Regions from separate parts of the Homo sapiens genome. Here region 1 is linked to region 2. Evidence: chromatin contacts called from ENCODE Hi-C or POLR2A ChIA-PET data. All regions are on one chromosome and are shown on one strand. Each heading gives the region's core, a stretch centred on a gene start or an enhancer-like site at or near the end of the contact. The rest is flanking DNA. Distances are from core to core; before and after follow the strand shown. Region 1 overlaps PIAS2 (protein inhibitor of activated STAT 2). Region 2 holds the start of ST8SIA5-DT (ST8SIA5 divergent transcript).

Region 1 (6,208 bases), core at 3,130-5,629, 100 kb before region 2:
TTCAGAATTTGGCAGGTACTTTATAAAAAATGCCTGGTTATTGCAGGTGGTTGTAGTGTTGGATTTGTTATTGAAATATTATCTTTCTTTTTTTTTTTCTTCCCAGTTCAAAGCAGTATTCAGCGATTTCAAGAGAAGTTTTTTATTTTTGCTTTGACACCTCAACAAGTTAGAGAGATATGCATATCCAGGTAAGAGGAATATTTGGAATATATTTCTCATGAATATTGGTTTATTCACCTGTAGGGCTGCCATAACAAAATTTCACAGACTGGACAGTGTAAACAACAGACTTTTGTTTTTCAAAATGCTGGAGGCTTCTGTCCAAGATCAAGGTTTTGGCAGGTTTGATTTCTCCTGAAGCCTTTCTCCTTGGCTTGCACGTCTCAGATGGCCTTTTCTCTGTGCTAGTGCATCCGTGGTGTCTTTCTTTTCTGGTAAAGACACTGTCATATTGGATTGGGGACCTACCCTGTGGCTTTATTTAACCTTAATTTCCTCCTTAAAGGCCTTGTCTCCAAATACAGTCACATTGGGGGTTAGGACTTCAACGTATAAATTTTGGGGATACACAATTCAGTCCATAACAGTTGACCTGTTTCTCTCATGAAAGGGTAGTATACTTTGACTAAAGTCAGCCAAATATTTAGTAAATACTGTGTGTTAGAATAAAATTTTTAACCTTTGAATAAAACCTCAATGTCTTTTAGATTACTTTTTGTTATATTTGGCAATAATTTTTTAAATGAAAAATTTATTCCCAGGTTGGGCATGGTGGCTCATGCCTGTAATCCTAGCACTTTGGGAGGTGGCAGTATCACTTGAGCCCAGGAGTTCAGACCAGCCTGGGCAACATGGTGAAACCCTGTCTCTACAAGAAATACAGAAATTAGTGTCACCTACTCAGGAGGCTGAGGTGGGAGAATCACTTGAGCCTGGGAGGTCGAGGCTGCAGTGAGCTGTTGTGATCATGCTGCAGCACTCGAGACTGGGCAACAAAGCGAGACCCCATCTGAAAAAATATATATATTGGGTAAAGCAATATAAAAAGAATTTATAGTAGCCCAAAGACAGGGTGACCATAAGCTTTATCATTCCAAACTGGGGCATTTTTGAGAGTGAAAGTAAACATTACTAATAATTATTCTGAGATAAGAACATAAACTGAGGTAGTTATGGGTAAAGTGAGCTGTATAGTCATCCTGACCAAAAAATTACCAGATATATGAAAACAATTATGAAAAGTATTGGTAGACCCATTTGTAAAGAGCAGATGAACTAAGAGATGTAAGAAGAAAGAAAAGGAAATCTGTAGCATTTAATTTTCCAATTAAAAATATTTTTAAAAAGGCTGGGCGTGGTGGCTCATGCTTGTAATCCCAGCACTTTGGGAGGCTCTGGTGGGTGGATTACTTGAGTTCAGGAGTTCGAGACCAGCCTGGCCAACATGGCGAAACCCATCTCTACTAAAAATACAACAAATTAGCCGAGCATGGTGGCGGGCGCCTGTAATCCCTGCTACTCGGAAAGCTGAGGCAGGAGAATCACATTAACCCAGGAGGCAGAGGTTGCAGTGAGCCGAGATCGCACCACTGCACTCCAGCCTGGGCAACAAGAGTGAAACTCTATCTCAAAAGAATATATACATATATGTGTATATATATGTGTGTGTGTATATATATGTGTGTATATATATGTGTATATATGTGTATATATATGTATGTATATATGTATACACACACCTTTAGTGTTAACAAAACATTATTTATATGACTCTTTAAAGTTGCATTCTTAAAAGATTCAGCATGATAAAACTAAGGCTTCTGGGAGGTTAATGATTTTTGGGGGGCTGTAATGTTAAAAGCAGAGCAAGGAATTGAGTAAATTAGAGGTGTTTACTTCCTTTTCAGATATTAATTAGAACACTCTTTGAGATGATAGTAAGAGTTTTTCAAAAATAAGATTGTTGCAGTTAAGTAAGTTTGGGAAATTCTGTACTTAATTACATAATTTTTTTTTTGAGACAGAGTCTCGCTCTGTCATCCAGGCTGGAGTGAGTGCAGTAGCATGATCTTGGCTCACTGCAACCTCCACCTCCCGGTTTCAGGCGATTCTCCTGCCTCAGCCTCTTGAGTAGCTGTGACTACAGGCAGGTGCCGCCATACCTGGCTAATTTTTGTGTTTTTAGTAGAGACGGGGTTTCACCACGTTGGCCAGGGTTGTCTTGAACTCCTGGCCTCAAGTGATCCACCTGTTCGGCCTCCCAAAGTGCTGGGATTACAGGCGTGAGCCACCATGCCCGGCATAAAAACTTTATATTTTGTAGTAATTTTTATTTAGATAAAAATTATAGAAATAATACATATATTCTTTATCCCTGTTTCCTTTAATATTAAATCTTATATCACCATAGTACAATGATCAAAACCATGAAATCAACATTGGTACAGTACTATTAACTACAGACTTTATTCAGATTTCACCAGTTTTTTGGTCAATAAACGTCTTCTGTTCCTAGATACAATCCCAAATCACATTTAATTGTTGAGTCATCCTACTCTGCTTCAATCTGTTACAGTTTCTTAGTTTTTGTTTGTTTGTTTTTTGTCTTTCACAGCGTGACACTTTGAAGAGTACTGATCAGGTGTTTTGTAGACTCTTTCTGATTTGGGGGTACGGCTGATGTTTTACCATGATTAGATGGAGGTTGTGCATTTTTGGCAAGAATACCTCAAGTTATGTGCCCTTCTCAGGGTACCATATCAGGCAACATAATATTGATATCTTATTTTTGGTGATGTTAACCTTGATCACTTGGCTGATACTAGCTGCCAGGTATCTGCACTGTAAAGTTACTGTTTGTTCCTTTGTTGATAAATATTTTGCAAAGATAACTTTGCAACTAGGCACCTAGTATTCTGTTTTTCCTCAAACTTTTGCAGATTAATTCAGTGTTCACTCGTGAATCTTGGCTTTAGTGGTTACTTTAGCAAAAACATTCTTGTGTTCTGTTGTCCTTAATCTTTTTTACATTGAGATTATTTTATTTTTACAAGGAGGAGCTGTCTCCTTTTCTTTTCTTTCTTTCATTCATTCATTTTGTTTGTTTATTTTTTGAGACAAAGTCTCACTCCGTCGCCCAGGTTGGAGTGCAGTGGCACAATCTCGGCTCACTGTAACCTCTGCCTCCCAGGTTCAAGCGATTCTTCACCATGCCTGGCTAATTTTTGTATTTTTAGTAGAGAAAGGGTTTCACCATGTTGGTCAGGCTGGTCTTGAACTCTTGACCTCAGGTGATCCGCCTGCCTCGGCCTCCCAAAGTGTTGGGATTACAGGTGTGAGCCACCACACCCGGCCTTTTATTTTATTTTATTTTTGAGAGAAGGTCTTGCTCTGTTGCCCAGGCTGGAGTGCAGTGGTGGTGATCATGGCTTGTTGCAGCCTTGACCACCTGGGGTCAAATGATCCTCCCATCTCAGCCCCACAAGAAGCTAGGACTACAGGTGTACAACACCACACCTGGCTAATTTTTATGTTTTTTATAGAGATGGGGTCTCACAGTATTGCCTCGGCTAGTCTCAGACACCTGTGCTCAAGTGATCTTCCCTCCTTTGTCCCCCAAACTATTGGGTTTACAGGTATGGCTTTACAGATGTGAGCCAGCATTCCCAGCCCGTTTATTCGTTTATAACAGTGTGGACTCATGGGTGCTCTATGAGTTATATTCCAGTGTTACAGTAATTGATATGCTCAAATTGTTCTATCTTTGGCTATTAGAAGTTCTTTCAGGTTGGCTCCTATGCCCTTTTGATATACCTCTCTCCCTGAAACCCACTTTGAGCGCTCTTTAATTTCTTGCAACAAAAATGCTGAAGGCTTATCTTGTATTTTCTCTGCTGCAACTGTGGAATTGATCAGTTCTCCAGGGAGCCCTGGTTTCTCTCATTAGGCTTTATTTTGTAACACTACTTTCCAAAAAAAGTGATCTATTTGATCTAGCATATTGTACATTCTGGATTCGGATGATTGCTTCTTGTGTCATTTAACTACTTCTCTCCCCATGTTTCTCAAACTTTGCTGCATATTAGCATCAGCTGGGGAGATTTAGGAAATTCTCATACTCAGGTTTTATCCCACATCAGTTAAATTAGAATCTCAGGATTGAACCCAAACATGAGTGGTTTTTAAAGTTTCCCAGGTTTCTGGTATGCAGCCAACTTGAGAACCACAGCTGTGTTTCTAGCTCCCTCCCCTTTGCCTGTAGTGGTAGTAAGATCTAGACTAGACGCTTGAATACATTCTTGTCCAGGTTTTTTTGTTCTTTCTGTTACATCTTGTGAAGATTGAACATTGGATTCAGTTCTCTTTTTGGCTTTAGCGCTGCTCCTTCCATTTGGTACTAGTATATTTTTAACCATGCTCTCAGTTCCTCACACTGACTTCTTGTACCCATTTTAAGGGATCAATCTGGGATTCTCTTCTTGCTACTCTATGATAATATTCATTAATGTGCTTTGTTATTTTTATATGGGTGGCTGCAAAATTACCAACACCTCCCTCTAGACACCTTTTTCAGTGCCTCTCCTTTGACCTACAAGGGCATCAAGCACAACACATCTAAAATTGAGCTTGCCTTCCATCAAACCTGCTTATCTTTTGTTCTTTTATTCATTCATTTAGCACACATTTATTAACTGTCTACTATGGACCAGACAATATTCCAGGCACCAAAGATGCGAAGTTGAAAAACAGACTGGCCTCAAGGAGATTTTTGCTTAGTATATTTCCTTCTGCATTACTCGTTTCCTTAATGGCATTGGAATCTGCCTTGACAGAGGCCTCTTTGTGATAGGCCACTCTTCATTTACCACATCCTGTCTGTTTGCTGCACTTCATTGATTCTTTTTTTTTTTTTTTTTTTTTTTTTGAGACGGAGTCTCGCTCTGTCACCCAGGCTGGAGTGCAGTGGCGTGATCTTGGCTCACTGCAAGCTCTGACTCCCGAGTTCACGCCATTCTCCTGCCGCAGCCTCCTGAGTAGCTGGGACTACAGGCACCCACCACCACGCCTGGCTAATTTTTTGTATTTTTAGTAGATACAGGGTTTCACCATGTTAGCCAGGATGGTCTCGATCTCCTGACCTCATGATCCACCCGCTTCGGCCTCCCAAAGTGCTGGGATTATGGGCGTGAGCTACCGCGTCTGGCCCTTCATTGATTCTTTTATGTCATTCTGAATATTTAAAACTCAGCAAGGCAACTCTACCTTTGAGGGAGCTAGTATGGTCTTTAGAGTAATACTAAGTATAAAGTGAATTCTGAACCAACCACTTAGGTCCGTATGCCCCTAGACAGGTGACTAAACCTCACTTTCTCAGCATGCAAAATTGGAATAATGATCACCACCTCACTGGGTGGTTTGGGAGATTGATGCTATAACTTGCTCTGCCTCTTCTTGTCCTGGTGAGTAGCATGGCCATCTCTTCAGTTGCAGCATTCCAAAACCTGGATACCCTCCTAGAAACTCCCCTTCCCTTATCCTGCCTTCTCACATCTAGTCATTCATCAAGTCTTACCATTTTTTATGTGTGAATATCACTCAGTGGTATTTATGTTTAATAGCTTTCAGGCCCTCATTTGAAATTACTATTATTTTTTGAGCCAGGGTCTTGCTCTGTCACCCAGGCTGAAAGTACAGTGCCGCAATCAAGGCTCACTGCAGCCTTTAATGTCCGGGCTCAATTGATCCTCCCACCTTAGCCTTCTGACTAGCTGGGACTATAGGCATGTGCCACCATGCCTGGCTGATTTTTCTATTTTTTGCATAGATGGGGTCTTGCTGTGTTGCCCAGCCTGGTCCTGAACTCCACCTACCTCAGCCTTCCTAAATGTTGGGATTACAGGCGTGAGCCACTGCGCCCAGCTTCAAGCCCTTGTTTTTTGCCTCTTCAATTGTAATGGTCTCCTAATTATGAGATCTTTCCATTAGAAAGCTCCTACATATGATCTTTCTAAAGCCCATTCAGTTTTTTCTCTTTGATGCTTTAAACACACTCTAATGGTACCTCATAAAGTCCACACTCCATTGCCTGGCAGTTGTTTTCAACATCTTGCTCTGCTTTTTTTTTTTTTTAATCTTATCTCCTGTTACTCTTTTCTAACAACCTGTACTCTGACTAGGCTTTCCCATTTGTGTTTCCTAGGTTAAC
Region 2 (5,799 bases), core at 3,231-5,730:
AATGCAGGAGAAGAATATCTGGGAGTGATGCTGAGACAGGCAGGAGGATGCTTCTCAGCTTGGAGATATGAAAGCTGAAAGGTGGCTTCATCTCCAGGTTCAAGATTATAAATGATTTTTCATAAATTATATTGGATACAATTTGTACTTCATAAGGGGACTGAACAAGGGGTTTAAATCATTTTTCTGTTATATAATTTATTAAAAACGAGACTGATGAAGTAGAGTCTTGTGTCTGCAGTTGACCATGTAATGGCAAAACCCTGGCTCTCTGATTACAAGGTTATAACTGGGCATTTCTGCTCACCTGACAGCAAGATACCCTCATCACAGACAAAGTGTCCCAGAGCCAGGAATCAGCCTCTTGAAGGCCTGGCTTGTTAACATAAATGTAAAGAGGCACAAAAACAGCATGTACTTATCACATACTCCTCGAACACATGGGTGAAATGTCACTTACATAATCTGACAGGTTGCAGTTGTGCTGTATGATATAAAAACTGGCTTTTTAAAACTGGTAGAAACCTCTAAGTTTTTGAAAAAGTCTTTCCATTTTATATTGGAGACAATGCTCACAGCATGAGTAATGCTCATCAGTTATCAGTAATTTAGCAGATGGTGCCAGTGTTGACATTTGTTCTGGCTTAATTGTGCATGAGTGTGTGTTTTAAACAATGATGCAGCTGTCCCCATTCCTGGCAATTAGAATATAAAAATGGTGTTCACTGAATCTGGCATAGTGATCATTTATCCATGTGTTTACTCTTTTGTTTGCAAGGCCTTCTGAGTGTTTGCTGCAATTCTACAATCAGAATATAAATTTGGCTTAAAATGGAATCTAGCTCCATACTGATAGGAACAAAAGGGACTTCAGACCTCCATGTTTTGAGATCTTAGGTCTCCAGCTTCACTAGAGATGCCTGTGAGGTGTTTGTGTGTGTGTTAAAGATACCTCTGATATGAAGATAGTCAGAATTAAAATGCCATTAGGATTAGAAGAGCAGTGTCAGCAGAGACCACTGGACTATTGCTGATCATGTGCAGAGGATCAAGTGACCAAAATCTATTCTACATAGAGTCTTGCTGCAAAGTTCTAGCTATTCCTAATGCCAGCATCAATCTCATTCACTGCCAATTCATGCAGGAGACCTAACTGTTGAGTACCTCCTCAAGGGAGAGTGGGTGCCTTTGGAGCTGTTGTTGTCCCTCAACTATCTTGGCTCTTGATTGGGTGGGCTTTTTGCTATTAGGTTAGCCAGTTAGTTTTATTGTGGGGACGAATTCCTTATTAGGTCGTGGCAAATCTGGATAAAATACCTATTAAAAATAATTTTCCCTTTGGAAAAACTTTGGCAGTAATTGCTAAAGCTGAACATATGTATACTCTCTGACCTAGCAATTTTACTTCTAGAAATAGATACCCAGCAGATATGCATGCATGTTTTCACCCAAAAAACCATGCACTGGAAGGCTGATGGCAGCAACTACCCAGATGTCCATCAGCTGTAGAATGGATAAGTTGTGCCACAGTCGTTTGATGGCATACTATATAGCAATAAGATTGAACAAACTATAACTGCACACAGAAGTATTAGTTTCATATTGCAGTGAAACATATTACCACAAACTTAGTGGCTTAAAGCAACACACACTTACAAGCTCACAGATGTGTAGGTCTTACATCTGGGCACGGCATAGCTGGGTTCTCGGCTGAGGGTCCCAACAGCTGAAATCAATGTGTAGGCGGCTGGAGCTCAGAATCCTCTTTGAAGTGTATTCAGGTTGTTAGCAGAAGTCGGAGTCTGCTTCATGATTGGAGGACTGAGGTCCTCATTTCCTTGCTGGCTGTCAGCCAGGAGCCAGTCTCAGCTCCTACAGGCTGTCTGCATCCTTTGCCTTGTGGACCTCTTCTGTCTTCGAAGGCAACAGCAAAGAATTTCCCTCATATCAGCCACTCTCGTGATTCAAATCTTTTTCACCAGGAAGAGCCCAGTCCCTTGTAAGGGCTCCATATGGCCATGCCCACTGAGGACAATTTCCTGATATTAAAGCCAACTGATTTAGGCCAATTACATCTGCAAATTCCCTTCACAGCAGCGCCTAGATCAATACCTATGGGAATGTGCATACAAGAAGGGGTGAGGAATCTTGGGGGTCTTCTTGTAATTCTGCCCACCACATGCAACAGCATGGATAAATCTCATAGCAACGTTAAGCAAAAGAAGGCAGACACAAAATAATATATAATGTATAATTGCATTTATATAAAACACAAAACAGGAAGCACTGATCTTTGGGGTTAGGATTCAGAACAGTGGTTACTCTTGAGTACATAGTAACCAGATAGGAACATGAGGGGACTCCTGGGGGCCGATAATTGATCTGTGTACTGGTTACATGGGTGTGTTCAGCTTGTGAAAACACAGCGACCTGAACATTTATGATTTGTGTACTTTTCTGTAAATGCATTATATTGCAATTAAAAAGTTCTTAGGATAATTTTGATTCATTTCTTGAAAATAGATTTGTTTTTCCAAGAAAACAGCACTCAAAGACAGGTATCAGAGTGAGCACCTGATGGGGTGGAGAATAAGCAGGAATACAAAAGAAACAACAGTGCCTTGCCTGGAGTGAAGATGATAGTACCCCTCAAACTCTACACTTGAGCACCAAGTAGAGAAAAATTAGTGAAAAATTAGTACTGTCATCTTGGAGCCTGTGTGTAGGACCTACCTCATAATTTGGCCCAGTGCAAAGAGAAATGCAAACCCCCTTGTTCAAAAGTTTGAAGACAGCAAGAGTGGAGCAATCAGTCAAAATCAATGGTGGTGGTGGGGACAAATGAACAAGTCCCACTCCCAAGAAGCCAGCCTGCCTGTGTGTGTGGGAGAAAGAACCTCATCTCAGAATCCCAAGACTTGTTGCTAGGTGAGTTACTTTGGGCATCTGTTGCTTTAGTCCTTTCAGCTGTAAAATGGGTTAGCCAGGGGCTAGGAGGTGAAAATTCATTAATATATGCAAGTGAAGCACGTTTTTATGTGCCAGACAGCAAACAAATACAGGAATTATTATAATAATGGGCCCTCTAAATGTTGGAGTTTTTCTTTAATTGGTTAAAAAGCCTACCTGTGGCCGGGCGCGGTGGCTCACGCCTGTAATCCCAGCACTTTGGGAGGCCGAGGCGGGTGGATCATGAGGTCAGGAGATCGAGACCATCCTGGCTAACAAGGTGAAACCCCGTCTCTACTAAAAATACAAAAAATTAGCCGGGCGCGGTGGCGGGCGCCTGTAGTCCCAGCTACTCGGGAGGCTGAGGCAGGAGAATGGCGTGAACCCGGGAAGCGGAGCTTGCAGTGAGCCGAGATTGCGCCACTGCAGTCCGCAGTCCGGCCTGGGCGACAGAGCGAGACTCCGTCTCAAAAAAAAAAAAAAAAAAAAAAAAAAAAAAAAAAAAAAAGCCTACCTGTGACCTTGCAGAGAAATACAGAAACTCTTCATGGATAGCACAGGGGCCACTTCTGCCTTATGAATTAACACAAATCCCGAATTCTTGGTGGAACCCTTATCATGAGATTTTACTGTGCATTATTTGATCTTTCCAGTTCAAAGAAGAAACTACTAAATGCCAAGGTCGAGAGTATTGGAGTCTGGGCACTTCCCCCATCAAAGTTCTTGTGCTGAGGTTTGAGTTTCGGTCAGGTTCGCTGTTGAATCCCTGGCCTGACTCTAGAACATCCCGGAGTGCCTGCTGGAACCTGGGAAGGGGCACCCTAGAATCTTCCAACCGGCCTCAGTGGCGAGCGCCGCGGGCACACGACTCCCAGCGCTTGGAGCCTCTGCGGTGTTAGGATGACAGGACTGTCGCCTGGCCGGGTTGGGGGGTGGGGACGGTATTTCAGGCTAAGAATTTCTGAGAGGCACGACATTCGCATTGCGTTTCTGTGATTATTCTCCCTGGCTTGCGTTCTGAAGCACGAATCTTTCCGGATGTAGTAACTGGCTTCCTAAAGCTTTGGGGGGACTGTGGTCCCCGAAGGCTGCCGGCTGCCTGACCTAAGATTTACGAGTGGTTCCAAGGATGAGACAAGGTCCCAGTGTCTCGGTGACAACAGGGTCTTTGACGAACGGCTGCCGAGTTGCAGCTGGGGAGGGGGAAGAGGACTGTGGCGGGGGCGGGGAGCCCCTGAATTTCTTCCTTGTAGGAGTTGGGCGCCGGGGCACGGGCAGGCAGCCCCGCAGGCCATCAGCATGCAGGAGCGGCGCGCCGTCCTTGAAGGGCTGCCCGGCTGACCTTGCTCCGCTTTCTCCGGAGAAATCGCTAGGAGAGCGCGAGGACGCGGCCACGATGGTGACTCAGTGCCCTGCGCGCCGCACGCAAATGCTCCCTTCCATCAAGTCCAGCTCCGCAACTGTTGTTTCCTCTTCCTGCCCTCTTTTTTTTCTTTTTTTTTCTTTTTGAGACGGAGTCTCGCTCTGTCGCCCAGGCTGGAGTGCAGTGGCGCGATCCCGGCTCACTGCAACCTCCGCCTCCCAGGTTCAAGCGATTCTTCTGCCTCAGTCTCCCAAGTAGCTGGGACTACAGGCGCGTGCCACCACGCCTGGCTAATTTTGTTTTTTGTATTTTTAGTAGATACGGGTTTTCGCCATATTGGCCAGGCTGGTCTTGAACTCCTGACCTTGTGATCCGCCCGCCTCGGCCTCCCAAAGTGCTGGGATTACAGGAGTGAGCCACCGCGCCCAGCCCCTGCCCTCTTTTTAATTCCAAGATTCAAACCCGGCGTTTTGCGCTCCGCCCCTCCCCCTCCCCACGGCCCGCCTATCATTAGCCAGACTGCGCGGGTGTTTTGTACGCCCCCTCCCCCCGTCCCTATCGGCAGAACCGGAGGCCAACCTTCGCGATCCCTTGCTGCGGGCCCGGAGATCAAACGTGGCCCGCCCCCGGCAGGGCACAGCGCGCTGGGCAACCGCGATCCGGCGCCGGACTGGAGGGGTCGATGCGCGGCGCGCTGGGGCGCACAGGGGACGGAGCCCGGGTCTTGCTCCCCATTGGCCGCCACCTCGGCGGGAGGGGCCGCCTCCGGCTCGTGGCACCTGGCGTCTCCCCTCCGCGGGGAAATCGGCGGCTACCCGGCACCGGCGCCTGGAGGTAAAGGTACCCGGGGGTGGGGAAGGCCCCTGGCCGCGGCAGAGCTCCCTGCCACCGGCCCTGTCCTGCTTGCCGCCCCAGCGCCTGCGACGCTTGGATGCCCCCAGCTCCGGCCGCGCCAACCAGAAACTTTGCCCCTCGAAGTCCCCCGCCTGCCTGACCGCACCGTGAGGCGCCAAGTCGGCCGCGCGCCCCCCGGGGCCCCGGAACCCCGCGAGTCATTGCCTGGCCGCCCCGTACCCCGCGCCCGCGGCGCCCGGTAGCCAGGATGCGCTACGCGGACCCCTCGGCCAACCGGGATTTGTTGGGGAGCCGAACTTTGCTCTTCATCTTCATCTGCGCCTTTGCCTTGGTGACCTTGCTGCAACAGATCCTGTATGGCAGGAACTACATTAAGAGGTAAGAAAGTCCATTGAGAGGGCGGGATGCGCGGAGCCGGCCGGCGAGCCCCCGGGTGGCAGTGGCCGCGGCAGCTTCGGTCGCAGCGCCCCGGGGTGAGTGGCCGTGGGGTCCGCTCCTAGCCCCGAGCATGGCCGCTTAGGCTTGGGCCACCGCGTTTCCAAGAGCATCCTTGCTTGCTTCTGCCCAGCGCTGGCTGGAGGGTCCAGACAACTTTGTTCCGCTGTGAAAAATGAAGGACAGAATAGAATTCC

Evidence for each region. A loop is a pair of places that touch in the nucleus more often than their neighbours do. ChIA-PET counts read pairs that join two places held with the same protein, here RNA polymerase II (POLR2A). Pooled maps may share reads with other maps.
Region 1: a loop to region 2 is called in a map with no recorded cell type, with 4 times the contacts of the local background. The contact joins the enhancer-like site here to the promoter of ST8SIA5-DT in region 2. A Hi-C loop is called at or near these places in 1 of 37 single-sample maps with no recorded cell type and 2 of 50 pooled maps. POLR2A ChIA-PET finds 5 or more read pairs at or near these places in 1 of 52 experiments (activated naive CD4-positive, alpha-beta T cell).

What each region holds. Positions count from the first base shown.
Region 1 is chr18:46,858,147-46,864,354 of GRCh38, reverse strand. PIAS2 (protein inhibitor of activated STAT 2) reads left to right here. Exons shown (of 14, transcript NM_004671.5): 3 at 107-191. Among named protein-coding and RNA genes, the nearest start is that of PIAS2, 56 kb to the left of the region's middle. RefSeq lists an enhancer at 4,598-4,667. Within about 2 kb of position 4,379, at least 2 of the 41 ENCODE cell types and tissues checked have a DNase peak (open chromatin) inside an H3K27ac peak, as active enhancers do.
Region 2 is chr18:46,756,124-46,761,922 of GRCh38, reverse strand. ST8SIA5-DT (ST8SIA5 divergent transcript) reads right to left here and starts at 4,480. Exons shown (of 3, transcript XR_001753434.3): 1 at 3,464-4,480; 2 at 1,657-3,126. ST8SIA5 (ST8 alpha-N-acetyl-neuraminide alpha-2,8-sialyltransferase 5) reads left to right here and starts at 4,870. Exons shown (of 7, transcript NM_013305.6): 1 at 4,870-5,545. The coding sequence starts at 5,415. RefSeq lists a silencer at 4,898-5,287.